3 separate regions of the Mus musculus genome follow, and all the other regions are linked to region 3. Evidence: chromatin loops called from intact Hi-C (ENCODE). Cell type or tissue: left cerebral cortex. All regions are shown on one strand. Links, peaks and the distances in the headings refer to the core of each region. The heading gives the core; the rest is flanking DNA. Region 1 overlaps 1700060C16Rik (RIKEN cDNA 1700060C16 gene). Region 2 has its middle 79 kb from the start of Gm31427. Region 3 has its middle 16 kb from the start of Gm46721.

The links. Peaks named below come from ENCODE experiments on the same cell type or tissue, not always from the same donor. Only the 100,000 strongest peaks of a DNase experiment are listed, where the experiment ranks them.
Region 1: a loop joins it to region 3, with 2.3 times the contacts of the local background. A loop is called at or near these places in 12 of 42 quality-filtered maps.
Region 2: a loop joins it to region 3, with 4 times the contacts of the local background. A loop is called at or near these places in 8 of 42 quality-filtered maps.

What each region holds. Positions count from the first base shown.
Region 1 is chr6:143,604,987-143,614,998 of GRCm38, forward strand. 1700060C16Rik (RIKEN cDNA 1700060C16 gene) reads right to left here. Exons shown (of 5, transcript NR_045732.1): 4 at 8,888-8,956. Among named protein-coding and RNA genes, the nearest start is that of 1700060C16Rik, 41 kb to the right of the region's middle. In left cerebral cortex, for the core only: a CTCF peak has its summit at 4,286 (motif pointing right); a DNase peak (open chromatin) is centred at 4,311.
Region 2 is chr6:143,368,767-143,378,778 of GRCm38, forward strand. No RefSeq gene overlaps it. Among named protein-coding and RNA genes, the nearest start is that of Gm31427, 79 kb to the right of the region's middle. In left cerebral cortex, for the core only: a CTCF peak has its summit at 5,089 (motif pointing right); a DNase peak (open chromatin) is centred at 5,088.
Region 3 is chr6:144,956,036-144,966,047 of GRCm38, forward strand. No RefSeq gene overlaps it. Among named protein-coding and RNA genes, the nearest start is that of Gm46721, 16 kb to the left of the region's middle. In left cerebral cortex, for the core only: CTCF peaks have their summits at 5,863 and 6,090 (motif pointing left); DNase peaks (open chromatin) are centred at 5,444, 5,868 and 6,084; H3K4me3 peaks cover 955 bases.

The DNA of each region.
Region 1 (10,012 bases), core at 2,752-5,251, 1.4 Mb before region 3:
CTCAGAAATTTTTGTAGACTCTCCAATTGAGCATGATAGGTAAATCTTATTGCTTTTATTGGAATTGCTTTTTCCTGGATTCCCTAGAACCTGAGATAAGGATTAAATGCTTAAATCTTTACTGGTAAATGTAAACTCAAGGCACATGGAAGAGAAAGTTGGAAGAGAGGCTGAAGGAACAGAACATGTGTGGTGTGTTTGATGATGTCTCTACCTCTGTCTCCAGTGAACTTCAGAGGGTCAGTGGGTCACCAAAAGGCTTCCTATCTCATTAGTATGCAAGGTGTTTCTCTAGGTGACCTCACCCCAGACTCAGGACTTAGGGTTCACCATGGGGCGTTATTCTCTGGAAATTCTTGGCTGCATGTGATCAGAATTATTTTGTGATTGCAATGGGAATATATTCCATATAATACAGAATTGGCGGAATCTCTAAGTAAGAGGTGTATTGAGTAGAGTGCATGACCGGTTGGCCCTAGGCAGTCAAGCCACATGGACAGAGCAGATTGACAGGCCATCGCCATGGATATACACAGAGGCATGGAGAAGCTTAGTCTCTTTGATACACAGAGGCTCTTTGTTGGCTCTGTTTCCTCCATTTTTTTTTTTTTGCCACACATGACTATTTTAAAGTATCTTCATTGCAAACTTCCCAAGCAGACGACCGACATCAGTGGAGTGACTGAACCTGTAGCCGTTTCAGTTAACCGTGTGTGGAGATCTGGCTTCTGAGATGATGGTTCAGTCACAGTGAAGAACAACACACCGACTGAATATTTGATTGTATTTTTTTTCCTTTAAAGATTTTACAGGACAGTGTAGTGGGAGGGAAAAGAAGTAAATTTCCTCTTCCAGGAACAAAAGAATCAACGTGGAGAGTCCTGGTGTCCTAATTCAGGATCATAACGATTTTCAGAATTATAGTATCTCAATGACAAAAGATACAATAGAAAGACCTCCGTTGTTACATTTCCACCACTTTTCCCTGGTGAAAAGTACGCATAGAAAAACTAGAATCCAATTCTAAGGAATGATGGATACCTAACTAGGAGTTAGGTAAGATAAAAAAGTCTTTAGACATTTGGAGAATCCATAATCCAGAGACACACTACACTGATCTGACATTCAGAAGACACTAAGGGTGTTTTGTGATTTGGCCTGGTCAAGGCCAGCTCTTCTTAACGCTTAGAGAGGAGGGAGGCACAGGAGGTAACAAGGAACACGTATTAAATGTAGACAAGAGGCTCACCCCACAAGGAAAATAGTGTCCAAGCATCAGCCTCATGCTTTGTGGCAGGGAGAAACGGTGAATTAAATCAGCAGTAAAGAGTGAATGGAACTAGCTACCTGCTTCTGTGTGGGGGAGCAGAATAATTAAAGAGTTAACTGAGAGGGAAACATATGGGATACCTTGGTTTGCCTTCTGGTACCTTCTGGAGCATAAACAAAGGTCTACTTGTTTAAGGTCTCAAACAAAATAATTCTAAATATGGCATTTAAAAACAAACACAATAAAATTCAATCTCTAACCAAAGATCCATCAGAGACAAATGATTAAAGCAATGCTTTTACTGCTCTTATTCTGACTATTAATTGCCTCTCTCTCATGGTGAGTCTTGCTTAGCTACAGTGGCTTTTTTCTTTTTTTCATAAGAGAATAAAAACACTGGCTTTAGGGGTGTTAATGAAGAAGAAAGAATATATAAAATTTTAGAGTGGGGTATTAATTATTTTGAGAAATAATTAAGGACTATGAATTATTTGAAAGCAATATAGCTTTGGAAACACTAGCGGCAGGCCCGTAAATATCATTTTAATAGTCATTTTGCTTGTGTTGCTAGAAGTTTGTATCGAACTAAGCTGGGAAATGGAAAAGTCACTCAATAAGCACGGCATCGCGGGGCTTCCACGGTCTCCCCCAGTGACTTCCAGATCAAATTTCCTCAGCGTCTAAGTGAAAAGATGATGCTTCTAGCAGTCAGCCCCGCAGCCTCAACCTGAGATCTGGAGAGCCAGCTGTGCTCGCTCTGTCTCATATGCCGCCCCATAATGAACACGGTACATGGCTGACAACCGTGTTGATGGTGCGTGAGCCTGAATAACATCTAGCTGGTCTCTGCTGTGAAGGATTTCAGTCTGCCTGTCCAAGAGGAATAAGGAAAGCCCCCGATCCCACCCCGCACCGCGCCCCGCCCCCACCCCTTGGTCTTTTAAGAATGTCTGTTTGTGTATCTGGGGGAAGGATTATGAAAATGCTGGAAAACACACAGAGTGTGAAATGATTCAGTAGAGAAATTCTGTGATCAGGGAGTTGCTCCGAGTCCTTCACGCGATCCACTCTCTATCAAGTGAGAGTAATTGAGGCTCTGCGCACTTCACCAAAGAACAGCCCACATTATAACTGCTGCGGTGAAGCTTCCGTGGGCAGCGAGACGGTTAATAGTCTAGTTTTCAGCCAATGTCACGAAATATGAGTAATTCGAAACTATCCATGTGCTAAGAGAACAGCGAGGAGCTGTCAGCCTCTCGGTGAACATCCGACGTGTCCCTGTTGAGATAGTTTCCCTCTTACCTGCGTCTGTCCAGACTCATACACATTGTCTGTCCAGAGCCATTGCTGGGGTTATTTCCTTTTGCTGTCCACGAAAACCTGCCTCTTGCTCCTTTCTCCCCATCCTCTGCCACGCCACAGGGGTCAAGAGAGATACCAATATGAAGAACTTATAAAACAGAGCTACTTAAAGAGAAGGGTGCTCAAGACTGCCAGTGGGAGCGATTGGAACGAGAAGACAGGAAAAAAGGAGGGCGGAAGGGGAGTCTGAGCATGCGTGAACATTGCTGTGGGCTACAGCATCAATCGTGCAACATACTCCAACTACGACGAGATGGAATGCCAGCAAGGTGAATTATAATACCATGTGGTGCAATGCCAAGAGCCTCTGGGATGGGTCCGAGAAGTGCTCAGTCGCTGACCCGCCTATTATAAGGTGCTCTGCGGGCTCCCTGTGCCATCCAGGGCCTCCAGGTTCTGTCTTCCTCCACCATCATCGTTCTTTGCCTTCCATTGACTTAGCACAGTCTTCTTTCCATGAGATTGGAAGCTGTCTGAGCCAAGGGACTGCAAACTCAGTTCATAATAAAGATATTAAAGGAGGGAAGAATGTGTTCTATAGAGCAGAGGAAATGTTGCAAGGGTTGAAGAGGCAGAGAGTATTGGCATGAAGGGACAGAATATATTCTATAACTAGAGGCTGCTGAGACTCTTATTACAAAGCTGCAGTGTGTACTGATCTGAGCACCTGCAGACATGGGTTGGGTAAAGGGTCCACTTTAGCTTCTCTATTCACACACTCTAGAGCTCTTAAAGTGTGGAGCCTAGGGGCGTCCGTCATGTTTCTGAGATGTTTGGAGTGCTAGGAGAGGAACCCACCAATATCTCAGTGGTAACAAGGATTCAGGAAGCGTCAGATTTTAAATGCATAAGCCGCTCATGTAACAAGGAGACTTTCACTACTTGCCCTGGAATCTGGGATTGGTGCTCTGGTTCCTGGAATGCTCTGGAAGGTGAATCATGGAATACTGGAGCTTTTCCATGTGGGAAACACACAGGTGTCCCTGGTTCTACTTTAGATGGCTCCAGGTGTCAAGAAAACTGGAACATCAAACATGTAAAGGATGAAAACTTGCTTTTTGTAACAAAAAAAGCACGGGAGACACTTTGTAGCTTCATATAATCACTGTACTTGAAAACAACGCAGCAAATCCAATGTAGAGCTTAATTGAAAACATGAATAGGTGTCAAATTCTAAATCCCTACCGTGTTGGGAAGTTTAGGTGCTTGTTACATTTCCCTTGGGTCGTAGTTTCTCAAGAATAAACAGCACTGAGCTGTGTTAAGATTTTAACATTGTAAAATCTCTAACCCTGAGAGCCATAAGCACATAAGCACCACACTCGGCCCAAGGGTTGATGGCTCTGTGCACTGCATGACTGGGTAGATTAATGTTGATGATGGCTTAATTTCTGAAGATGTTGCCTGCGTGTTTAGACTGCCAGGCTTAGAAAACTCAGTCACTCAATTCCTCAAACTTGTCATCCCTAGAATGGGTTGAAGGGCAACATCAAGCTTGTATGATTATCTTAGATGTTAACTATAACGTGATCCATGCAGAGCCCTCCACACTACCCACAGGGCCCTGAAGAAAGGAAAATCAAGGCCTGTTGGGGTTTGGTTTCACTCTGCAGGATGGACCTGGAGATGGTGAGTCCAAGTGCATTTACACATCATGACCACTAGATGGCACATGTAGCTCTTTCTCCCTAGTTGGGCACCCAGCAATTTTCTTTTATGACTCCTCCTGGCCTTCAATGACCTTGGGGAACCTCAGAAACAGTGGTGGCAGCTACACAATAGCATCTCTTTTTCTAAATAGTCATTAATTGGTGAGGTATTTGAATGAGTCTTTTGATGTAAGTTATTTGGAGTTTGTGTGTGTGTGTGTGTGTGTGTGTGTGTGTGTGTGCGTGTTATACCTTCTGAACTATGTAAAAGTGAATATATGTAGAGTAACGGAAAGTTCACAATGTGAACTCAATGTTATGTTAGAAGTTTGAGGAAGAGAGAGAAATATAGAAGTAGGCAATGTGGAGTCCCTGTCTTCATGCATCATCTTATAGTCCAGGAAGCAGGAAGTATACAGTGATATGTCAGGGATACAGCATCAGCAACGCACAGTGGCAGGGCTATGATGGAACGAGAGTAAGGCCAGATACAGTACCATGTGCTCAAACCTCAACTGGTTGCTATGACACCTCAGTTAATCTTGGGGAGGGCCTGCGACATTCTCCGAAGGAAGCAGTGATGAAGAGAGTCCAGCACACAAAGGCAGGCAGCTGTCTCCGGTTTCTCTGTCTCCAGGCAAGAGGAAGGCATACAGATGTGAAAGGTGCTGGAGAGACAGGGAGAAGCGCCAGGCAATGCCATGCAAACCTTGTGTGTAAGAAACAGCAAGAACACCAAGAGCTTGCAGGGCACACACGGCCTTCTGCAGCTCACCACGCTGACAAGCCCCAGACTCTGTGGAGGCTTGTGATGGAAATGAACCACAACCCATCCGTCATGGCTCCATAGTTTGAGGAGCACATGTTGGTAGATACCAAGTGGGCTTTTGCCAAACATTCAAAACCAACTCTCTAGTAACTGATGGAGACATAAGCAATTTTTTCCCCTGTGAATCCAGGACCCTGAATGAAGCATGCGGGTTGATGTCTTCCATGGCTGATTGTCTAGGGTTTCGGTAGCTGCTGTATTCAGCTTTGTTTGTTAGGATGCTGTTGTTATTTGTTTCTTCTTCTTCTTCTTCTTCTTCTTCTTCTTCTTCTTCTTCTTCTTCTTCTTCTTCTTCTTCTTCTTCTTCTTCTTCTTCTTCTCCTCCTCCTCCTCCTCCTCCTCCTCCTCCTCCTCCTCCTTCTTCTTCTTCTTCTTCTTCTTCTTCTTCTTCTTCTTCTTCTTCTTCTTCTTCTTCTTCTTCTTCTTCTTCTTCTTCTTCTTCTTCTTCTTCTTCTTCCCCTTCCCCTCCTTCTCCTTCTCCTTCTTCTTCTTCCTTTCCCCTTCCTCTTCCTCTTCTTTGTCTTCTTCCTGCTTCTGCTTCTACTTCTGCTTTGTCTTCCTCCTCCTTCTCTTCACTTTATATGGAGAACACTAGGAAATTATTAAAAAGATATGACATTCAAGTGACAAGAAGTTGGGCCGAGCTGAAGCAAGTGGATAAAAGAACACTTCAAATGAATGTTGTCATCTGCATGTGATAGCTGACTTGAACACACTGCCAGAAGACAGATTAGCAGTGAGTTTTGGGGATGAAATCCCAAGTGTGCTGCCAAGTAGACGCCTAGGCTACTGCTAACCACTGGCCAATATTTAATGTCAAGTGGTGTCCATTACTGACTCTTAACATCAGAGGCTATAGCAAAAAGATAATTGTACGTGTGCACTTGTATACACACACACACACACACACACACACACACACACCTTCTCCCCACAATGATTGCTAATTACTAGCAAAATAACTAAACAGTTTGGTTGCTTCAAGTGGCCATGAAAAGTTTCTTCTTCGTGTGACCCATTTTCTCATTTTATAAAACTGTGACTGCAAACCATTGCTACAAAGAGCCACCTCTATTACTATTATTATAGTAGAATATGATCATGTGGGAGTTCTTTTAAATATACTGGGGGTAAAGACACAGTTCCATGGTTAAGAACACTCACTGTTCTTGTAGAGTTCATGAGCTAGGGTCCCAGCACCCAAGCCAGGCAGCTTACAACTACCCCTGACTCCAGCCAGCTTCAGGGGGTTCTGATTTCTTCTGGCTTCCACACGCACCTGTCCTCACGTGCACATACCCCCTCGCAGAGGTATACACGCACATATAGTTAGAAGAAAAGTAAATCTTTAAAGCCTTTTATTAACATAACCACCCTTAGCAGTATGCGTCTTCTTTTCCTCTCCATGCTAGATGATTGAAACAGGGACTTGGAAGACCTGGACCTCTCAGGAGGTCCTACCACACACAGTCCTCAACACTGTATGGAGTTAGTGGGCGACATCAGACAGTGGCTCCCAAGCAGGCTTTTCAGTGTAGATGAGCCATGTTCTCTGAAAGCTAGAGCATGAAAATCCATGATCATTGCTGCCTCCTTGGCAACTCCCATTTTCTTTTGTGAGACAGATTCCTATAGCCCAGGCTGGCTTCAAACTCATTATTTATGTAGCCAAGGCTGGATTTAAATACCTGATCTTCCTGCATCTACCTTTCAAGCCACTGGGCCTAACTCTCTGGGGTTCTTTTTTTTTTTTTTTTAATAAGCTCTTCAAAAATTTTTTCCAGAACCAAAGAAAATTCATCTTTTTCACTTTTAAACGAGAAGTCTGGAGGTGCCCTGCTGTGTCCATTGTTATAAAATGCGGAGTCCACCAAGGCCTCAAGCAGCTCCACAATCAACCAGAGTGTTTAGGACACCACTTGGTTAGTAGGTTAAGAGACACTTTCTCTGGAAACACAGTTTTCATTATCCTTGAAATATATTTATTTATGTCTTAAATAATGAGGATTTGAAGTGTTATTATGAAAGGAGAGACACAGATTTTCTATAAATGTGTTTTTCTTGCGATAATATGTGAAATTACATTCCATGTTAAATTGCTCGAGGCAAGCAAGGTTTAATATGTATCTAAATAATTAAGCTAATTGTGTAAAAATATATTTGCAGAATTCAGCAAATGTGTTAATACATTTACATCATATTTGCCCACTTCTTCACATAACTAAAGTTTGCTTTGCGGAAACAGCCTCCCAAGTACTGAGCAGCCTCCATCCTCTTCATAGTTAGCGTCCAGTGCTTTCTGGGAAGAACGGGGACTCAAGGGGCATGGCATTAAAACATGGCTGACAGTCTGCCTCTTGCCTTCGAGCTGTTTCTTCCCTTCCTTTGTGAGCTAGCATCGTTCTCTCTTTCAACCCCTCCCTTCCTCCAGCCCTCCCCTTCCTCCAACCAGACCGCCTCATTTCTTCCTTTGAGACAGGGTCTTACTCGGTAGCCCAAGCTCGCCTTAAACTCTCTGTGTAGTTAACGCTGCTCTCAAACTCACAGCTACTGCCTTCCCAGGAGCTCGGCCCATGCTCTGACCTCTCCCAGTTCCCTTAGCTCCATCTGTCTTAGCCCAGGATCAATCTACCAACCTCCAACCCAGGAAAGCTGCTTCACCCGCTCCCTCTCAGCTTCTCATTTGCTCCTCCACGCCAACCAGCTTCGCCAAGCCTCCAGCTACCTCCCCTATCTCTCTTTCTCTGCCTTTGCTCTGCAGATGAAAAATATTCAGATGGCTTTATTATTTTAGAACTTGCCAGGTAGAATCTCCTGCCCTAACCTTATCAGCTAGCCTATAGCAGACAGTTTCCACTGGTGGCAGAGGCCGCTGGTTCTAGCTTCCCCAAGATTCACATGGTTGCTTCGTGCTTCTTCCAAAGCCGAAAAGATTCCCCCTCCCCCACGACCACCCCCACCCCCACCCCTCTCCTGAGTCTCTTTTTCCTTCCCCTGGGACCCGGAAGTCCCACCTGTCCCTTTTGTGCAGCAATTGGCTCCAGGCAACCACGAAGCAATTAGGGAATCAGCACCTCCTCCTACAGCTAGCCTCCTGCCCTAGACTTTTGAGTGCTGGGATTTTAAACTTGAGCTGCCCCACCCAGCTCTTCGGTGAATTTCAAGGTCGCATTCTTAAGTGAGGACTGCAATACTCACACTGTAACCCCGAATGACATTGTGAAAAGAAAGGCCATTGCTCAAAGCCGTGTGTCCCCTTCTCCAGTAACAGTATACACCCTAGACCACCTGCACAGGGTGGCACCACCCACAGTGGGATAGACCCTCCCACGTCAATGATTAAGAAATTGTCCCTCAGGTTGCCCACAGGCCAGTCTGATGGAGACCATTGTCCCAATATAGTTTCCTTTTCCCAGATGACCCCAATTTGTGTGAAGCTGACATTAAAACAGACCACACAAACAACTCCAAGAAGTCGGTTCTCTCCTTCTACCATGTGGGTCCTTGGGAATAGAACTCAGGTTGCTAGCATTGGCAGCAAGCACCTCTCCCTGCTGAACTGTCTTACTAACAAGGTAGAATGGAGAAAACACAGGCAAAACAGTCAAGCAGCCCACGGTATTGAGAAGAAGTGAAGGAATGAAGAGCAGTAATAAATATGAGTTACCACTCTCCTCCTCCTCTATACCACCCCAACACCTGCCTCCTTCACATAGAATAACGCATACATGAACATGATACAGTAGCTCACTTTCAGTGACCTCTTTAGGAACTCACTGCATGATAGAGGAGCCACGGGCACTATGTGGTATCAGGAACGACAGCTGTGGTCAGTCCCAGCTCGGGCTGCAAGAACAGAATGCATGTGGAATTTAGAAGGCCTAAGACTCCACACAACATGTAAAATAGCTCATGTGTATCATTAGAATTAATTACATATTAGAATAGTACTTCCTTCAATTGAGTGGATCTTCTAAAATTCCTAAAGGCCAGAAGTCCTGTGCCAGGCTCCCTTTTGTCCCCATGGTACACATGGGTTTGTTAGGGTTTCTTCAGCCTTTCCCTCCAGAATCCCACAGTAGACTGTGACTAAGTGGCATTCCTGTTTTCTGTGTTTGGGTTCTCTGGGCATTGGATGTCAAGGGCGTTTAAGCCCAGCCTGCTCTGCCAGGAGAAAATAACAGGGAAAATCAGGAAGGACCGGTAAGGTCCATGACCTTTACGCAGGGCCGGAGTACAGGCCTGCGCATGGCACCTTCCTCCCTGGGAGTGAGAGGCAGGTCTATTTCTAAAGTCATTTAGTATCTTCTGCTGAAAGGAACCATATGTCACACAATGAAATATATTCCGGGCAAGATGCACATACATCTCACAATAAACATGTATGCAAATCGTGCAAAGATTCGTTTTAGGGACAGGGATGGGCTGATGTTATCCATACCAGTTCTGTTGAATGTGTCCTGGGGCCTCTCCTCTGAAGTCAGATCTAGCTTTAGTGCCTTCCTACTCTGCCCTGACCCTTGGCAATGGCAGTTTTACACGAGAGAATGCTGAGATTTCTGTTTCGTTTTGTTTCTGGTGAAGGGCTTGTTCCTGGTCACTGAAATTTAAGTCTCAATAAATCACAATCTTGCAAAGGATTGGCACATGCCCAGCGGGCCTGGCAGATCTCTGAGTGTCTCTTGGGAGACGTTTTGGGTGGGAATGGCAGCAGGCACAGCTCCCAGGACCCAGAGCTGGGGCCTGCCCTGGTGCCCTAGAGCTGCAAGTGTTTCCCTTTAACGATTTGGAACACAGAGCTGACTCCTAATTGCAGCCCGTGCTGAAATTAGGATGCTTTTGGAAATGCATCTTTGCAAGGGTCCTGCTGCCTAAACGAGTCTCCGTTGCAGGTGACGGGGA
Region 2 (10,012 bases), core at 3,755-6,254, 1.6 Mb before region 3:
TGCCATAGTGTGAGGTCAGCTTGGAATACACAGTGATGCCTTGTCTCAAAACAACAATGTCAACAACGGCCAAACTAAAACAAGCAAAGCGAATCAGACAAACAAAAGGCTCAGACAGAAGGCTGCCTGTTTTGTAAAATGTTAGGTTTCTGTCAACTTGACATGGGCCAGGGCCTTCTGGGTAAACGGGACTTCAGTTGGGAAAGTGTGTCCATCAAATTGGCCCACAGGCAGACAAGTCAGTAATTGATATGGGAGGGCCCTGGAGTGTCTATGAAAGCAAACGGAGCAAAACCACAAGGGCTTACCAGTAGGAACATTTTTCTGAGGCCTCTGCTTCCGTCCCTCCTTCCAGATTCCCACCCAAACTTCCTCCGTGATGGAGAGTGAGAGAGTTGTGAGATAAAATAAGCCCTTTTCTTCCTTCCCAAGTTGCTTTTGGTCATGATGTTTACCACAGCAATAGGAACATCAACTAGGGTACCCAGACATGCCACAGAAATACATATGCATTGAATTTGTTTGTAAATGTTTATATCAGCACTGTTTATAACCCTACCCAAGAAGAAAACAACTTATATGCCTATCAAAGATGACTGCCTAAATACCACGTGCTACAGATTCAGCCATAAAAAGAATTGTAGTAGGAAATATTTAATCTCAATTTGGGGGTTTCTACCACACCTTTGATCATTCAGTTTTCAGATAAAAGACACACAACCTTTATGTTTATAATAAGCCTTAATCAGCACTAGAGCTGGGCAGCTATTAGAATCTACTTCCCCATCAATAACCCTGAATTACAACTTGCTATATTCTATCTGAGCTTCTCTTACCTCCAATCGGCCAGCCCTCATGGCCTTGTTTTCATAACTCACATACCCCTTGGTGTCTCTCCTCTCTCTGCTTTCTTCCTTCTCATCCTTATGGTCTGTCCTCAGATCCCCAGCCCAGGGACCCAACTCTACCTGTCTCTCATCTGCCCAGCTATAGGCTGTAGACATCTTAATTCTCCAATCAGGGATAACTTGGAGCGCAGTTTACATAGCATCACTTGTGAACGGGCAGATTCTCTTATCTCTTGGGGCTGCCAGGCCTTGGGGGCTAATGTCTAGCATTATACAGCAAATGACCAAACCTCAACAAGGAGTGAAGTATACACACACACCAGAGTAAGAAATGAACACGGAGAATCCTAACTGAGTGAAAACAGCCAGGCTTGAAACCCCAAGTTAGTGCTCCAGGGCTGGGAAAGCCGCCCACGTATGCCACAGCTGTCTAGAGACTTCGAGCGTGCAGGTTGCACACGGAGGGAGAGTAAGGACTGGATGCTAAGAGATAGGGGAATCCTCTTTTTGGGGAGAGTTAAAAATTGTCAAATTAGATAACAGAGGTAAAGATACAAACAGGTGAGATAATATGCAATTATATATCGACAAATCAGTTTAAATGTAATATAGGTAAAAGAGCAGGGTCCTGTGATAGGCATTTTCTTTCAAATCTCCTGGTTTTTAAAATATTTGTTGTATATGCTTGTGTTATGCATGTATATGTGTGTGTGTGTACGCATGTGCATGTTTGTGACTCATGGTGCACATGTGGAGGTGAGAAGACATCTTTTGGAAGTTGTTGCTCATCTTCCATCTAGTTGAGGCAGAGTTAAGAGAACCCCTGTGAGGTTTGGTCTATTGCTATGTATTGTAAGGCTAAATTCTGTACCTGAAGGTCTAGGCCTAAGAGTGACTGCTCATGTTTGCAAGCTTTTGTTGTGCAAGCCTTGTTCCTTGGTTTAAAACTACTGGTTAAATAAAGTTGGCTACAGCCAATTACTGGAGGGATTAGAGGTAGGTTGGTTAGGACTGACTAGGTTGGAGGAAAAGAGATGTCGAGGAAAGAGGAAGAAGGAGGAGGATGAAGAGGATGAGGAGGATGAAAAGGATGAGGAGGAGGAAGAGGAGGAAGAGGAGGGAGGGGGGAGGAGAAGGAAGAGGAGGAGGAAGAGGAGGAAGAGGAGGGAGAGGGGGGGAGGAGGAGGAGAAGGAAGAGGAGGAGGAGGGGAAGGAGGGGGAGGAGGGGGAGGAGGAGGAAGCCACCATGAGGGAAGATGAACCATGAGCACACATCCAGGAGAAACAGCAAGTATCTGGGGTGCACCACTGGGGAGGTAGCCAGGCCTGCAGTTAGAAGAGTAGATTATGGGTTACCCCTCAGTAATTGTCAAAGCCAAATAAAATAACCATAGTCTGAGTCTCATTTATTTGTAAGGTAGTTGGGGATAAGCTTAAATTTTTCTTACTACACCGCCCAGCTGGAACATAGTAAGTTCCAGCATGCCTCTGCTCTTAGATGGCTGCTCTAAGCTAGCTGACCCATGGCTGGCCAGAGTTTGGTTCCCAGCATCTGTGTGGGGCAGCTCATAACTGCCAGTAACTCTAGATTCAGGAGACCCAATGCCCTCTTCTGGCTTCTAAGGCCACCTGTACTCACATGAACATACATACCTTTATATACATTATTAAAAATGGAAGTTGATGAAGTAAGCCAATAAGATCAAGAATTCTCACTTAAGGAAGAAACCAATTTTTGAAGCTAATAAAACATCAAGAGATGTTGAAGAAAGGATATAGACCCAGGTGGACTCTGATAAGTCATACTTGTTTTTATTAATGACTTGGGGCTCCTTGGAGAAGCTGGGATCAGTCTTCTACCCTTGCAGGGTGACCTTATTGCATATCCAAGCTCTTCTGCATATGCCTTGGGGAGTCACTGTCAGACACAGAGTCCAGGTTGTATGACACAGAGCCATCATGTGGTGGGGGAAATTTTTCTCAGCTAAACTCATGAAAGTGTTACCTGTTGTGGAGACTTTTCTTTTTCTTTTAGATACTGATTTTGTCTTTTAAAGTCATCCTAAACTTCTTAAGAAAGACAGGTTGGTCAGAAACTGTCTTGTGCATAACAGTTGAAAATGACTTTAATCAAAGTTTGTCAAACTATCTGTGTGTATTCTTATGTGTGCAGTGTATGCGTGTTTGCGTGTGTGTGCGTGTGCGTGTGTATGTGTGTGTGTGTGCTGATATGAAGGCTAAGGTTGACATCATGTGTCTTCCTCAATCACTCTTTCCTTATTTTTTTTTTTTTTTGAGGTAGTGTCTCCCACTGAACCTGGAGACCCCTGGCTGCCTTAGGCTGGCTGTCAATTGAATCTTGGACATCTTCCTATCTCGATTCCCCGACATATAATTACCATGTCTCCCCTCCCCCCAATCATTTTACATGGGTGTCAGTGCTCTGAACTCAAACTCCCATTCTTGCATGGCAAGCACTTTGTCAACTCAACTATGTCCCCGGCTCCAGCAGCAGAGTCTTCCGGGCTGCTTTCGACACCCACCTGCTTGTCTCCAGCCCACTTCTGTTACTCTCACAGAAGTAGGCACGGATTCCTGCCTCACCAGGTCTCCTAAAGTCACTTAAAACAATGCAGAGGGTTCGCAGTGTGAGCTTCCGTTCTTTCTCCTGTATTTTAATTCCAGGAGTCCTTATTCAGAGCTTGGGACTAATGGCCCCTCACACGGGGCTTTCAGGAGCATCACCTGCCTGGCAGGTAGACAGCCCCGATTGGCAGTGTGTAGAGTCTGCACCTCAATGGGGACTCTGATGAAAATTTTAAAATTACTTTCTGCTGGTTGTTACAATTCAGGGCTTTGGGATCTGAGCTGTTCTTTGAGGGAGAACAGGATTTCAACAGAGGCAACTCCTGGTGGACTGATGAAGGTAGGAGGAGGCCAGGTCTTTGTAAAAGGCCTTCAAAGCCTGTCCAGGCTTATTCACTTTGTGTATGCCAAAACGAATTCCATTCGCAGCTGGAATGTTTAGTATTAGCAGGGCCAATAGATTCCCCCCCCCCCCCACTCCTCACAGCCCTAGTGGCCATGTTCCCATTAAACACATCTAATTCAAAGCCGAGGGAGGCCCGCATCTCCAGCCTGACTCTCAGCTTAATTCCCTCTGTCTTTTTAAAAGCCGCTCTTCCAGAATGAATGATGAATCAAGCCCAGCTAATTTTCACACTGAACTGTTTATGTGTTTTTAAAGAGCAGCTTCTGGGAAGAAAGAGAATGAAGATTTAATAAACGAAGAAGCCACAAAGCTTCCAAGACACATAAGCAAAATTAAGAGACAGCATGTTTTTCAAGCTATCAGACAAATCGATGCTGGCAGTGATGGCCACCTTTTCAGGTCAGCTGATAAACAGAGCCCAGTTTGTGGCTCTCCGCAGGCACTGGCGGTGACTCCCTTATTTCTGCAGAGCCCCCAAGAAGCCCTGCCTTTCTCTGTCAAGTATGCTCAGGCTCTGGGGCAGACACCAGATAAAACCACCACTGAGGCAAGTCAGGCAGTCCTTTGCCTCATGTCTCTGAAGTCGTGGGACCAGTTTTCTTTTGTCATTTCTGATTTATTCTTTCCCGATCCCCCTACCTCTTTTCCAGGTATCTATGAATCACTAGACAAGTTTTTCACACTATTTTTCCATTTTAATATTCTTATCTGTTTTTTTTAAAATTCTCATTGATCCTTTGGGGGTTTCAAATCATACACTCCGGTCCTGATCATCTCCCCATCCTCTCATATCTGCCCTTCAGCCTTGCACCACCCGCCCATCTCCAAATAAAACACACACACACACCACCACCACCACCACCACCACCACCAACAACAACAACAACAACAATACAGAGTATAGAAAACATCTCATCATGTAAGCTGTAGAATGCCACAGTGTGTCCCACAGTATATCCCTCTGTCCACACACCTTCACTTGCAAATATTCATGGCAATAAGTTATTGGTCTCACTTCCGTGATACCATCAACATTGGATCGTCATCGGGACTCCTCCTGGTTATCCTGTTGTTGCTCTGTGTCATGGAGATCCTGCAGCTTTGAGGCCGCAGGACTGGCCCCTTTCACACATCTCAACTGTTCACAAACGGTACAGATTTTGGGGTGAGCAAATTCAGAGCCCTGGATCCTGGCCTGGATGGTTGCTGGGCTAGTCGGCCTGCCTGCTCTGCCTTATCCAAACCACCAGGGGGAGCTCTGTAGCACTACTCATCAGGCCATCTAATGCCTGGACAGGAGACCGGGTCAACTCTTAGCTCTAGTGCCTCAGGACCAGCTCACCTGCATCCACGCCTCCAGAGCCAGCTTCACTGTGAAGCTCAGTCACGTTATGATGTCCACTCTCCCAAATGTTGCAGCGAGTGAGGGGCTGGATCAATTCTCTTGCTCTCACGCCCTTGGGGATGGCTAACCCATACCTTTGCCACCAGGGCCAGCTCCAGTGTGTTGCCCAGTCGAGGTGCAGGGCCCGCTCTCCTGAGCACTGCAGCCAGTGAGGGGCAGGGCCAGCTGACCTGCTCTAACGACTTCAGCGCCAGTTCTATCTACTGCCCTGAAGGACAAGGGGGACTCGTAACCGTTTTAATCGCTGAGTGACTACTTGTGCCTCAGTTCATTTTCTTACCTACGTTTTTACTGGTCTATACTCGCTGTGCCTAGTGCTGGATCTCCTGTCGATAGCTTCTTTCGAGTGTCTCATGTGCTTTGACCATAGGCTCCCCCTTCAAAGAAACATGACACTTTGTTATTCTGAGTCTGGTTTATTGTATTTAACAGGGTGATCTCCGGTCACATGCAGTTTCTAGCTTGACAACATAATTCCCTTCACCTTCATGGATAAAGAGATTGTATTGTATGTACACCACATTTTCTTTCTTTCTTCTTTTTATTTTTTGTTTGTTTGTTTTTCCCAAGTGAGCTTTGTCTTTTTTATTAATTTACTTTTTTACACTCAATATTTTATTCCCCCCCCATCCACCTTCTGACTGTTCCACAGCCCATACCTCCTCCCTACCCACCTGTCTCCACGTGGATGTCCCCACAACCCACCTACCTGACCTCTAAACTCCCTTGGGCCTCCAGTCTCTTGAGGGTTTGGTGCATCATCTCTGAATGAGCACAGACCTGGAAGTCCTCTACTGTATGTGTGTTGGGAGCCTCATCTCAGCCACATCACATTTTCTTTATTGCACCCTCTGTTGATGGGCAGAGGGGCTGTAGACATGTCTGTGGTAGACTGGTGTGGAGCCTCTGAGGCACATATCCAGGAGAGGCATTGCTGACATCTTCCACTGACACCCTCCAGTTTGAAGACTGTTACCTCCGTTGCCTGCACTCAGGCATTTGAGGGGAGGTAATGCCCAGAGTTTCCACCTTGGACTCTGATTCCTATCAAGTAGGAGACACGGAGCGTGTAATCCTTGGTGCTCAGTGCGGTTAACCAGTGCAGTGGGTGTCCATCAACTGTTGTCCAGTTTGGGTATGTATTACTGGGGATTATAGAGAAGTCACAAGCGAGACAGCCGCACGGTCACAGCAGCCACCTGGGAGCCGCTGGGTGTTTACGCTGTGCTTTCTGTTTCCACTACGTCCAGGCTGCTTTAATTCGTCACTGTTCGACTTCATGCGAATTATTTATTTGCTTTTTTTTTCTTTTCGTTTTGTTGATTCTACTCTTTGCACACAATGCTGGGTTTGATCATAGCCCTTCCCCACCCCCATCACACGTCCCTCCTAACTGATTTGTGATACGTAAGAAGTTTAAAAACGTTTTTCGCTGCTCCAGGACACTTGGAACTCATCCCTTCTGTGCTACATGTGAAGGCGTAGGACACTGAAAACCATTAGGCTTACGTCCCGTGTCTTAGACTTTTACCACTGGGAGCAAATCTTTTGAAATCTTTCTCTATAAATGCATTACATTCTCTAAACATACTGTCTTGATGGGGCATGGCAGTCTTCAGCACTTTGGCTGAAGTCACAGTGACTCCTGGTTTCCCAATACCATTCTTTCCAGCTCCCTCCTCCATTCTCTTAGTGTATGGGATCAACCGTAGGCCTTATAAAACCATAACTCTATCATCTCAACTGGACCTCCACCTCCTCTTGGTTTCTGCCAGAGTTTACAGGGATACCCTGAGATCACTCAGCATTCCCAGCCTATTTACCGGGACTCATATTGTGTCTGAGCAGGAAAAAAAAAAGAGTAGCTTGCACCCCTTTGTCACTAGGCTCATTCCAGGGACATCACAAGCTTTCCCAGGATGCAGTGCTTTGTGACTTTAATAAAAAGTTAAAATCTAGTCCTTTTGCAAATAGCTCAATTTCGCAAATACAGAAAGTACAGAATGACTTAAGGGGAGTATGAAAAGCGCCACTCGGAGCCTCGCTACCCCAGCTATTTAGTGAAAGCTGTCACAAGAGGGACGAGGGACACATTTGAACCGGCTCTTGGGGTCTTCTCTGCACGAGGCAAACCCAGGCTCCAGCGGGAGGCAGACCAGCTGTAGCTTGTCACGTATTAGTCAATTATCCTAATGATTTTCCTACTCACTGAAGAGCGTGGATCCAGGTCGCCCTTGTATTTTATGAAGATTTTACTTTGTCTTCTTGCAAATATTAATTGGATTCTCCCCATGTCGACTCCTGCCTCTAGGGTTTGGAGGTCACTGCAGGTGCGGGGAAGACCAGCAAGGGGGACCGAAGACTGGCAGGAAGTGCCTTCCTTCCTGCGTCTTGTCCCCGCTCTCCTGAAGACAGCATTTGATTAGTCCTTTGCAACCTGTTTCTCCTCAGATACAAGGAAAACACCGGAAAGCCCTGTGCCAATTCTGGCTGTCGCTCCTTTGAACACTGTGGGATCTGCTGCAGGAATGTGAAAGAAATCCAAAAAAGGGCTGCTTTACGGATCTTTGAATGTGGTGTCACAGAAGGAAACTGTCTTAGAAATCATAGCTAAAATTGGATCGTTAGTTTATTCTGTGGGGAAAAAAAATTAGAATTGGAATGAATCTGTAAGTTACGAGTCATTTCTAGCTGATGGCCTCACTCTGTGTAGGATGGCCATGTCCTTAGGATGTAATTGACATCTGAGACCCAGATCAGACCTCTGTCTCTGGCCTTCTTTCCTTCTGGGGTCCACCCAGCCATCTTTCCAGAGGTCAGTCAACCAGCACAGCAGAGTTCCAAACAAGTGTTGATGTGAGTGAGTGGGCTCGTCTCTTTTATCTCCTAAATTTAAATAAATACTATTAGCTTTTGCTTCTTAGTGGGACACATCTTCACACAGCACCTGTTGCCGTGTACTCCAGAGAGAATGAACTGTGTGCTCATTGCTGTGGGCAACTGGTCCTTTCACACCCTTTATGGAGTGTGAATTCTGTCTATGACTTAAGCTCCTCCTCGGTGGCCCCAATTCTTTAATACATTGGTGATTGTTCACACAGGAACCCGTATCGTGCCACATATCTGTAATTAGCGTTTGAGGCAAGAGGATCGTTAGTTTGAGACTAGTATGGGCCACGTAGTGCAATCCTGAAAAGAAAAGACGTTCTGCATACAACTGAGGGCTCTGCACACTCAGGTCAGGGCAGAGGTGCTACATCCCTGCGGACAGCACCGCTGTGATTTGATGATGAGACTGATAACAAAGACAGGGAGTCTCAGGCCTCGGCCTTGTTGACTCCGTGATTTCAGGACTGAAAGGACCCTGCCTTCTCCATATTTCAGTCGCAGGAAAATATTTAGTTTCTTCAACTTGAGTTGGAGTTCGGTCAGTGTGGCAATGTGCGGCTGAATGGAAGAACCCCAGGTTAAGTGCGGGACTACCAGGCAAAGCGCTAGCAAATGTGCTTTTTGTAAGACACTGTCACGTCTGCTGGGACTTAGTTCTCTCCGTCAGGTGTATTTCTGCTCTGCCACTGATCTCAATATTCTATGCCATGCTTGCCCTTCCCCTTGACCAACGTGTCTGCTAAGCTCTATTGGTTTTCTTTGTATGTGTGTGTGTGTGTGTGTGTGTGTATGCTATGGGGTAAGCAGGCACATGTGCGCATGCGTACGTTCATGAGTGCGTGGGGGTGTGCGCGCGCGCATGTCCAGAGTACAGTGGGAGGCATCTCCATCTTTCTCTGCGGCTCTCTAAGTCACTGTTTTGAGACAGGCTATCCCAGGCTATCCCACTGAGCCGTAAACTCCCCACTTGGCTGAGCTCCTCCTATGTCTGTCTCCCAGTTCAGAATTACAGACATGCTCTGGGGGTTACAGATGTACTCTGGCACACTGACTTCCTTCATGAACGCAGGATATGAACACAGGCTCCTGTGTTTGTGCATGTGACCCATCTCCCCAGTCCCATCAAGCTCTTATCTAAACCCTATGTTATTGTATACATAGATTCTCATGCATTGTTTGTATTAGAGACACAAAATATGTACAGTGCACACATCATATGTAACGTACAGGGAAGTAATTCTCCCTTTCAGGGCAGTGGAGGCAACTTTGTGTGTTATGGGTAGAAACCACGTTGCCAAGAAGTCCTCTTTCTCTAGAGCAAAAATAATCCTGGTGGACTGATGGGGATGGAACGGAACGGAAGACTGACAGGGAAGGTGTTCGTGGAGCATGCAGAGTCAGGAGGATGGGAGCCTGGGTCTGTTCGATATAGCATAGTTCTCAGTGAGGGCTCTAGGGAGGGAGGCCTGGCATTAGATGACATTACAGGCTTCAGTGCTGACACCCGGGCCTCCCGCATGACTTCGTGCATTAGAGAGTAGCATAGAGGTGGCAGGAGACAGCTGCATCGGGAGTCAATGCATTAGAACTTGTCTTTCTGTGTGGTCTACATACTGATAACCCAATGCATCCCATCAATGCAGCATAGTCAGGGTGTCTCAGAAGACACACTTGAGAGCTAGTGACATCAAGACCCCGATGCTACTTCTTCATGCCTGACCTTTCCCCAGACCCCCAGGGTTCCCAAGCAAGCCACAGGCAGACTTTGAAGAACTGGAAGGCAAAACTAGAAATTACATTATTATGGAATAATAATAAAGGATGGTGTGTTTTATGCACCTGTGGCCTGCATTTCATACCTGGTGGCATAACGTGTTT
Region 3 (10,012 bases), core at 4,736-7,235:
GAAGGCTAACAGGCCTGCAGGAGGCTGCAGGTTGTTCCCGCCCCTGCACAGAGTGAACAACAGCTGTACTGTTCGGACAAGATTCCCACACTCATCCTCACTGCCGCAGAGTTTGCTTTTTTGAAGATGGAGGGCAAATAAACAAGCCCCTCTATCAAAAGCAAGGAGGAAGTCACAGTTTACAGTGCGTTTTCTTTACAGACTTAATACCGTCACTTTTATCCTTATTTGGCTTGCAAGGCCCCCGCTACCCATGTCCTCTGGAAGTGGAGGACTTCAGTGAATTAGATCCCTTCTCGGATGCTGGATTACACAACGAGCTGGAAGAGTTTATGAGCATATGGCTTGTGCTCTGTGACTCTGGACTAAACTGGTGCTGGAGGGATTTAGCCACTCCCCTGGACCTAAATACTATGACGTCATAACAAAAAAAGGCACCCCATTACAGGAAAACTTACCCACCTTTTTGTTCTAGCTGACCCTGGTTTTGCTGGAAGACAAGTAGAAACAAACTGCTACTGACTTCCACCTTGTATAAACAGTCTACTGTCTTTGGCTAATACATAACAATGATTTGTATCCATGCAGAGCCAGGTGATACTTTGAAATGTAGATACTTTGTGTTCTAAATTCATCCTGGCTGCTGTGGGAAACATCAGGAGAAAAGCAGCATAAGGGAGGAAGGGCTGGTTCCGCTTCTAATTCCAGGTCACAATCTATCTTTCAGAAAAAGTCAGCCCGGCAGTGGTGGCACACACCTTTAATCCCAGCACTTGGGAGGCAGAGGCAGGTGGATTTCTGAGTTCCAGGCCAGCCTGGTCATAAAAGTGAGCTCCAGGACAGCCAGGGCTATACAGAGAAACCCTGTTTCAAAAAACCAAAAAAAAAAGAAAGAAAGAAAAGAAAAGAAAAAGGAAAAAAAAAAAAGAAGTCAAGGCAAGATTACAAGCAGCCAGGCACATCACATCCACAGTCAGGAACAGTAAGAAGCAAATGTGCCCCCACGCCTGTTGATTGTCATCTAGCAAACAGTGCTTCCTTCACCCAACAGCCTGGCTTTTCCTGTGTCGATTAACAATGCATCCCCTACAGGCATGCACGCCCACAGGCCTAGCCCATCCAGGCAGCCCCTTACTCAGCCTCTTCCTACGCGGCACTACATTGTAGCAAGTAGGCATTTAATACTATTGCCCTGTGTGATATTTAAACCAGGTTAAACACACCTCTCTCTTCACTTATTATTTCCTTGTGATAAAAGCACACTCCTTTCTCCTAGCTTGCTGAAATGCACACTATGTTCTTCTCATCTGTAGTCACCCTACTGCGCGCGTGCACATCTCTGTCTCCTAGGTAACTACAAGTTAATTCCCATTGACTACCCTCTCCCTGGCCTTCCCTCCTATTCTCCACCTTCTGCTGACCTCAGTCCACCCTTGGTGCCTGTGAAACCAGCCTCCTCAGAGTTCATGAATCACATCATGTGCTACAAACCTGTATTATTCTTTCCTGAAGGTTTTTCCATTTATCTTGATGATCTCTTCTTCCAGCCATATTATAGGATCTTTTTCATGGCTGAACAGTATACACACACACACACACACACACACACACACACACACACACACACTGTAGATGTTTATCAGTTGATGGACACCTGGACACTTTCCATTTCTTTGCTCTGTTCATCATGCTGGCTGATGAGGCAGGCAGTTGTAGTTCATACAGGTCTGTGGGAAAAGTGTTTTGATATGTCTTCTCAATAGTGTTTTTTTTTTAAATCAATAAGACTTTCTACCTTTCTGGACTCCAATAGCCTGGGATAGAAAAGAGGGCGGGGGAATGGTGGATTTTTGCCCTTGTAATGAGCCAAAGGGGGCTTTTGATTGCTGGACTTTGATAGCTGGATCTTTGGAATCAGCCTCAGGAGGAAGTGGCCAAAGTCAAGGCAAGGAATAAGAGACAAAGACAGGAGACAGAGGACCATGGAGAAGGGGAAGGGGAAGGGGAAGGGGAGGGGGAGAGGTGTTTGTCTCACAGTGGAACAGAGGGATACCTCTGGATAGAGCAGAGAGCGATGTGGTGCCTCTTTCCTTGGTTGAGAGATGCCTGCAGAATTCACCCTCCCTCCTCCATCTTTATGGCTTCTCTGCTGGCTCATCCCAGCAGCCCCTCGTGCTCTGACCCTGTATCTTCTGAGGTTGCTGGATCGTCCCAGGGGCCCCTCATGTGCTGACGATCTATCTTCTGAGGTTAGGACACACCTTTGCTCTTCTGTTGGCACATTTCAGGAAAGTCACTTATGTCACAGTGGTCATCGACCCCTTCCTTCTGGCTCCCCTTTATTAGCTGATCACGATGACGTTCCAGGGCTGTCCTGTCTCTGCCTCACAACCCTCTGCTGCTCTGGTGAGATGCCTTCTTGATTCGATACTGTTTCTACCTCAGAGAGCAAGCCACTATCACTGGCATCTGAATTACCAAGGCCTGCCACTGGACCTTTCTGCCATTCACTGAGAACGTTCAATATAAAATCCAAGAGGGGTCCTTTTCAGAAGCAAGCCCAATGGCACCTGCCTGCCCTCTGCTCAGAGCCTCCTTGCAGTTCCCACTGTGTTGGAAGTTTAAACTGTCATCATATCCCAGGAGCCCCACCCCATCTGCCCTGCTCACACCCCTTCCTGCTCCTGCCCACTCTCTCCACCACCCTCTGTCCCTCCAGCCATGGCTCTATCTATTCCTTACCCTGCTGCTGGAACATTGCGTAGTCCACAGAAGCAGAGGACTGGGTTTGGATCCCTGTAGATCCCAATGGCCCAGAGCAAACACCCTGCACATAGTTAGCATCGAACATGTAGCTGTTGAGTAAGGGCACCAAGCTTGTGAACATAAAGGTAATTCGGACATGCTTTCTCACAAATAGACTCAAGCCTACCATTGAATTTCTTTTTGATAGCCTTTAACAGGACAACTGTATGACCCCTCCAAACCCCAGAGACTATGACAGAAGAGGAAACAAAAAGACTATATGAACCGGAAGATGGGGAAGAATACTGTGTGACACCATCTTGTGGATATGACATGGCTGTTGCAATAATGAACACTCAGCACCTATGGCCACCTGCACAAGACATACATACATGCAGACAGACAAGAGTCTGGAGAGGTGGCTCAATTGTTAAGTACACACACTGTGCCCCCAGAGGACCAGAGTTTGGTTTCCTGCACTGTGTCAGATAGCTCATCACCACCAGTAGCTACAGATCCAAGGGAACCAGTAGAATTGGCTTCTGCAGACACTACACTCATGTGCACGTGTGCAAATGCTTGCCATATCAGATACATCATTATAAATAAATAAATAAATAAATAAATAAATAAATAAATAAATAGGGCTGGAGAGATGGCTCAGAGGTTGAGAATACTGACTGCTCTTCTAGAGGTCCTGAGTTCAATTCCCAGCAACCACATGGTGACTCACAACCATCTGTGATGGGATCTGATGCCCTCTTCTGGCCTGCAGGCATACGTGCAGGCAGAACACTGTATACATAATAAATAAATCTTTTTTTTAATTTTAAAAAATATTTTTAAAGTTTTGAAAGAATTCTTTTGGGTCAGTGCCATCAGACTAATAGTTTCTTAACTCTATATATCAGAAAAAATAGTTGATTATGAACTATATAGAAATATTTCCTTTTGAATTATTTTGTGATTTTAGTTACTGGACAAGAGAGTTCTGGATAAATGAAGAACCTGTCCATACACACCAGAAATGGTGACAGAAAAATTAATGTACACCTTGGGTCATAAGGCATATGATAAAACAGAGAAAATAAGATGTTTAAAGACTGGCCAGCCTGAGCATAGTAGCACACATCAGTAATTCCAGCAGATGTGCTTGGATTTCTGTGCGTCTGAGGACAGCCTGGTCTACACAGGCAGCTCCATGCCAGCCAGAGCTACGGAGAAGTCCTGTCTCACAAAAAACACAAAAACACAAGATTGGGAGTTCAAGGCCCAACTCCATGGTGAGTTCTAGGCCCAGGTCCTTGAGACACACAAAGAACAAACCACTTCTCTGAATTTGATTTGAAATATATATATATATTCTAAACTGAGTATGGCAAATTTACAAGGGTTTTGCCTGGTATTTCTTGGACATAAATATAGAAGTATTTCCCTTACCCTCACATAACTAAGAGTCAAACACACATATTCTCAGAATGCATCTTACACTTCTGTCTTTCCCCAAAACCATGAAGTCTGGCTGACAGGCCCTTCCTCTCATTACTCATCCCCCATTGAAGAAGAAACTGCAAGGGAAATCGTGAGCCCTGGACACACCCTCTCACCTCCTCTGCAGCCATGGCATCGCCAGCAAAGGATTCCAACAAAGCAGTCAGCCCAGCCCTGCAGAGTTCAGCTTGCTTCCTCACAGGGAGCCAGAGTCTTGATTCCCACTGAGCCTGGCGAAGATGTTTATAATTTGTGACTAAAGGAAACCTCCTGAGACCTAATTGAAGGTCCTCACTCTGTTTTTTGACATGACCATGTTTCTAGTAAGTGGAATAAGTTCCATTGAGGTTAGGTGCCCACTCCCTCTAGAACTGATGAGTTATTCTGGGGTACTCCTGGGATACAGCTTGCTAGACACACCGGGCCAAACCAATTCATTTTCTCTGTCTCTGTCTCTCTCTTTGTCTCTTTCTGTCTCTGTCTCTCTCTCCCTCTCCCCCTCTCTCCCTTCCTCCCCCTTCCCCCCTCCCCCTCTCCCTTCTCCTCCCCCTCCCTCTCTCTCATCTCCTCTCTTTATTTTTTTTTCCTTTCGTTTGTTTTTAAGACAGAATCTCATCTATTCCAGGCTGGCCTTGAACTTCTGGTCCTCCTGCCTCTGCGTTCCACAAGCTGAGGAAATCTGCATGTATTGACACACCTAGGAAAAATCTGACAATAAATGGGCACACATAATTTCCACATACCTACTTTTAGTCATTTGCTTTTTAAAATGCAGGGTATCAAAGGAGGCTGAAAAGCCTGGGCCCCTGAGTCCCCTAGTCTATTCTTGGTTGGCATATTGAGTTAACTTGGGGTGAACTGTAATCCCATATTGAAAAATGTTTGGTGCAGTTTGCTTCCTGCAGTAGAGAAAGCTTCACTTCAAAAAAAAAAGAGAAAAAGTTACCCTGGTCTAAGTTTTGAAAGTAAAATGAGTCGTTCTGAATACAATTACGCCTCGGCTCAGTTTAAAGACACTCTTTTTATAAACGGTTTAACATTTTGAGTGATGGTGTGACATCTTTAGAAGAAGTATTTGTTTGAGTGGTGTTTGCCACCATCAGAAGAAATCCCAAGTTTCTGAAACCGCGGCCTGCGCTCCGCTCCACTCCTTTGTTAGTCCTCGCTGCCTGCGCGCGCAGGGCTCTTCCTGTAACATATGGGATTTTATACAGTAAAGCAAAGCTGTGTTTGTTAAAAATAAAAATAAAAGTCTGCTGATTTTAAGTTCTCGTTTTTATTCCATGTACGCTACACCCTGTTGGGGGGGGGGGAGCTACGGATCATACTACGTTGCCCCAGATTCACGGTATAGAAGCCCCTGTCTCGAGAAAGGGGCGTTAATGAGAAGAAAAGCCAGGCTGCTGTTTACGCAGCCGCAAACATCACAAGGCAGTACTCTATGTTTACATTTGGCTGGAATATTTATAGAGGGTACGCGCTACAGTGAAGCCCTCTTCTCCACTCATAATGGATATCTTTGTGCTTGGATTCTCATATGGGCACAGTTGACATCTTTATCCCTCTTGGCGCCCGTTACTTCTGCATTAGTTTGTCCTCTGTGGCTCACTGTACTTTAGCAGCACCTTCTGGCTGAACAGAGACACTGTAAAAAAAAAATCTGTAAGAATAAAACAGCACCGCAACCAGCTGGAAGGGCAGGTGAAAAGGGCTGGTGGGCACTCCCATAAATCTATCCTTCCCTCCCCTGTGGCCTGGTGGAAGCACCCCGTTTCTTTCTCTACAATAATGGCCAACACCTGTATCTCTATTTTATTTATATCCTCACTAATCAGCATCTTTAGAGTTTTCTAAGGCTGTTCTTAGAAAGTGGTACCAGTGAGTGAGCACGTGGGTCCCTCTTGTGGTTGTGGGCATGGGTTTCAAACCCAGCTGGTTTTCTTCCTGCCTTTCATAACCAGGGTCTTACTCCTTTGTAGCTCTGCACCCAAGGCTCTCCAGCCCCACTTCACTTCTTCCCCTGCCTCACAGTGTATCAGTTGCCGTACTATTGGGCTCCACGTTCAGAAAGAGACCCTGCCTCAACAAACGAGGTGGAGAGCAATAGAGGAAGACGCCCAACATCCACCTCTACCCTCTACAAGTGCATGTCCATCTTCCTGTCTCTCAGTCCCTTCACAGATGTCCGTGCTCCGTGCGTGGGTGCGTGTAATTTCTATGCATTACTGATATCTAGTTTGGGAGATGTTGATGGTGATCTTGGACTTGTAACAAAGTTCTCTCACTTGCTACAACAGTGGCAAAGCTTAAATTCTGTTACCAGACCTTGCTTCCAGGCTTGCTCTTCCTTGTGTAGACATGAGAGAGCAGCTTATCTTTGCAAAGGATATCTTTCTCCACAGGAGTGTCCCTTCCTAACTTGTCTTCCTTTCTGGCACTTTCTTGTCTTTCTTTTACTGTTTAATTACACTAATTCAAGGAAATAGAGAACAATTCACTGTGCTAGGCTTTGCATTCTGATTCATACCTGTAAAGCCAAGCACAGGAAAGGCTGAGAGGGAGGGTTTCTATATGGCTCTAGGCTAGCCTGGGCTACAGAGTGAGACCCTGCCTCAAAAGAAAAAAGTTAGGGAGAAGAAAAAAAAAACTATGCTTAGGATCAAGTGACGTGGGGTGATCCCTGCAGAATACACCATCTGACCTTGGTCTCTTCTTCCCCATACAGGAAAAGGTCTCCCTAAAGCTTGGTCCTTTAGTGGCAAAGACAACTTTCAAATAAAGCCTTGGGTTGTGCTTACAGGAGACAAGTTCTTTACCTAGAAGGAAATCCCACAAGAAGGCAGGAATGTTTCTGGTCTATGGTCTCAGAACTGAGCACTTGACATTCAGCCCTTAGAGTCTACGTTTGCTCTGAGTGGCCTTGTGTTTTGTGCTTCTGTGTTCAGCTAGAGCACGTTCATCCTCCAGGACACAGAACACACTGAGTCTAGAGAGATACTCTATGGTTGAAAGCATGCGCTGTTATCCAGCGCCTACGTGGTAGCTCACACCTGCCTGTGATTCCAGCTCCATGGGATCCAACGCCCTCTTCTGGCCCCCAAAGGCACTGCACTACCATGCACACAGCATGCTTGCATGTACACACACACACACTCACTCACTGATGCACACACACAATTGTTTTCAAAAGAAATTGAATACATGAAATGTTCTTTCTGAAAAGGAAGTGAGCAGAGGCAGGCACGACTTCGATGCACACATCTCCCTCCTTTCTCTCTGTCATTCTGGGTTCCAGAGTGAAAACATGCTGTATTACATGAGTGATCAATAGATCACTAAACTTGATTGAGTAGGCACATATGCTTAGAAATATGCAATACACAAGCAGCAAACACAAAAACCCTAGACACAAACTACTGAAACATCATCAAGGTATCCATGGTAATGGACGCCTTTAATCCCAGCACCCTGAAGGCAAAGGCAGGTGGCTCTCTGGGAGTTCAAGGGTAGCCTGGTTACAGACCAGCCCTGGCTACATAGCAAGACCCTGTCTCAGAACAGCAAGAAGGAGCTAGCACCCTGTCCACCAGGTTGATGCTCCTTCCTTTGCTGCTGTTCAGCACTTCACTGACCAGAGTAAATCATTTTCAAGAGAAGACAGGGAGGTCGCTTCTGCTGCCTTTTCTTAAACGTTGAACGCACCATGTTTAAGAAAACAAATGCCCGTACCGCTAGCTGACTTTTCTGACTTTCCCTGTAGCTCCTATCTCCCAGGCACTTTCTTGAGCTCTGTGGCTCCGGGTTGTCAGGGATTCTGGGGGGTGCTATGCTTCACATTTCCACACCTTGAAGGGATACAGACAACTCTGCACATCGGACAGAAAGAGAGTTTAATCTCTGAGTCTTGCATTGGTAGAGACTGTTTGGGCCTCGAATGGGCTGTCAATCATTGCTGCTCTTAGGCAGGTTTTCTGAATCTCTAACCATGGGATTTACACTTCCCCAAACAACTAGCTCAACTATTTCAATGACTATAATGCGGTCCTAATTATTATAAATTAGATGAGCTGGCTGACAACGTCAGAAACATGGATGCTTAGCACCATCTAATGTTCAAGAATAAAACAACTACATGGTCAACACCAGGAAGACCATCCTAGAACAGAGCCTCCTTTTTAATGTGTGCTTAGTTGCCTGCGTGTATATGCACACTCAGCATCACAGCATATGTGTGCAGTGCCCGTGGACACCAAAAGGTGTTGGATCCCTAGTACCAGTGTTATAGACACACACATACACACACACATATATATATATATATATATATATATATATATATATATATATATATATATATCCAGATCAAGGTCCTATTTATATGTGCAGCTTTCCTTTTCTATGAGAAATAACTCAGGAACAGGCACAGGTCTCAGAGGTTAGGACACAAATCGAGTAAAACGGAGCATTGTTCTGCCTGGAGCAGGTGAGAGTTAACACAGTAATTCAAATCTTGAACTAAATATCCAAAGTCTGAGCCCTGGCTTTTGTGGGTCCATACACGGGCACCACATGTTGACATTCATGTTGACAGTTGGGGAAGAAGGTGGCTACATTCATGCTGGGGGCTGGGAAAGAAGCTGGCTCTGTCGTTACAATCACAAACTTTGGTCATTTTGCTCATTTTAGTGCTTGCACATCTGTACCTGTGCCTGCCTGGCTATTGCATATTGAATATTTATCTTTAAATGGCCTCTTAAGTCCCACCCGCTTCAGCCAGGTGTGGTGGTCCACTTCTTTAATTATCTTGTGTCAAAAACAAAAGCAAAAGCAACAACAACAACAAAAACCACCCAGTTCAATAGACTGGTCCAAGAGGGACCAGTAAGATCTTATTACCTTGTAACTTTGGTCATCCAACCTCTGCATCTCGTCTCATTCACATACACACACACACACACACACACACATTCTCTCTCACATGCACATGTGCATACATGTATACATACACAGACATGTATTTGCAATTTAATGTCATTTCTGCTGTACAGAGTCACCCCCTTTTCAATGCATAACTAACTAATCAGTGGAAGGTGGGCCCTCCCACTGATGAAAACCCATGCCTACTTAGTGATTCTCTCTTCCTCTTCCTCAGTAACTATTTATATATTAGCCATAGACAATCTTGATAAGGGTAACATTGTTTACAGAAAACTGGTGAGCTGCTAGCTCTCCACTGCTACTGGCCCTAACTGAGCATACTAGGAAAGAACAAGGACAGGATTTGCCTCCTGCCACACCTACTCTGTCTTCTGATTGACAGCTCCAAGTTGACAACATTGGACGTCTCTCACTGGTGGATTTATAACTAGGGCTCATTGCTGGGAAAAACAAGAAGAGAGTCCCTGGAGAACAGATTCCTTCTCCACTTTCATTCAGGGCTGGACTTAATATCTATCTGTGAGCATGCATGGGAATGAGTAGATAAAATAGAGTTTTTAAAATACTTAAAAATGACTATCAGGTACTCAAGGTTTTTCCAAACTTCCTTCTCAAAATAACAACCAGGGCTGGCCAGATAGCTCAATGGCATGCAAGCTTGACAACCCAAGCCCCATCCCTAGAACCTGTGTGTTGTAGTTTCCTGTCTGTTGTGACAACCCTACAAACAAAAGCAACTTAGGGGAGAGACGGCCTTACTTACCCACAGGTCACAGTTCATCATGAGTCAGGTCAGGGCTGGAACTTGAAGTAGAAACCATGAAGGAACGCTGCTTGC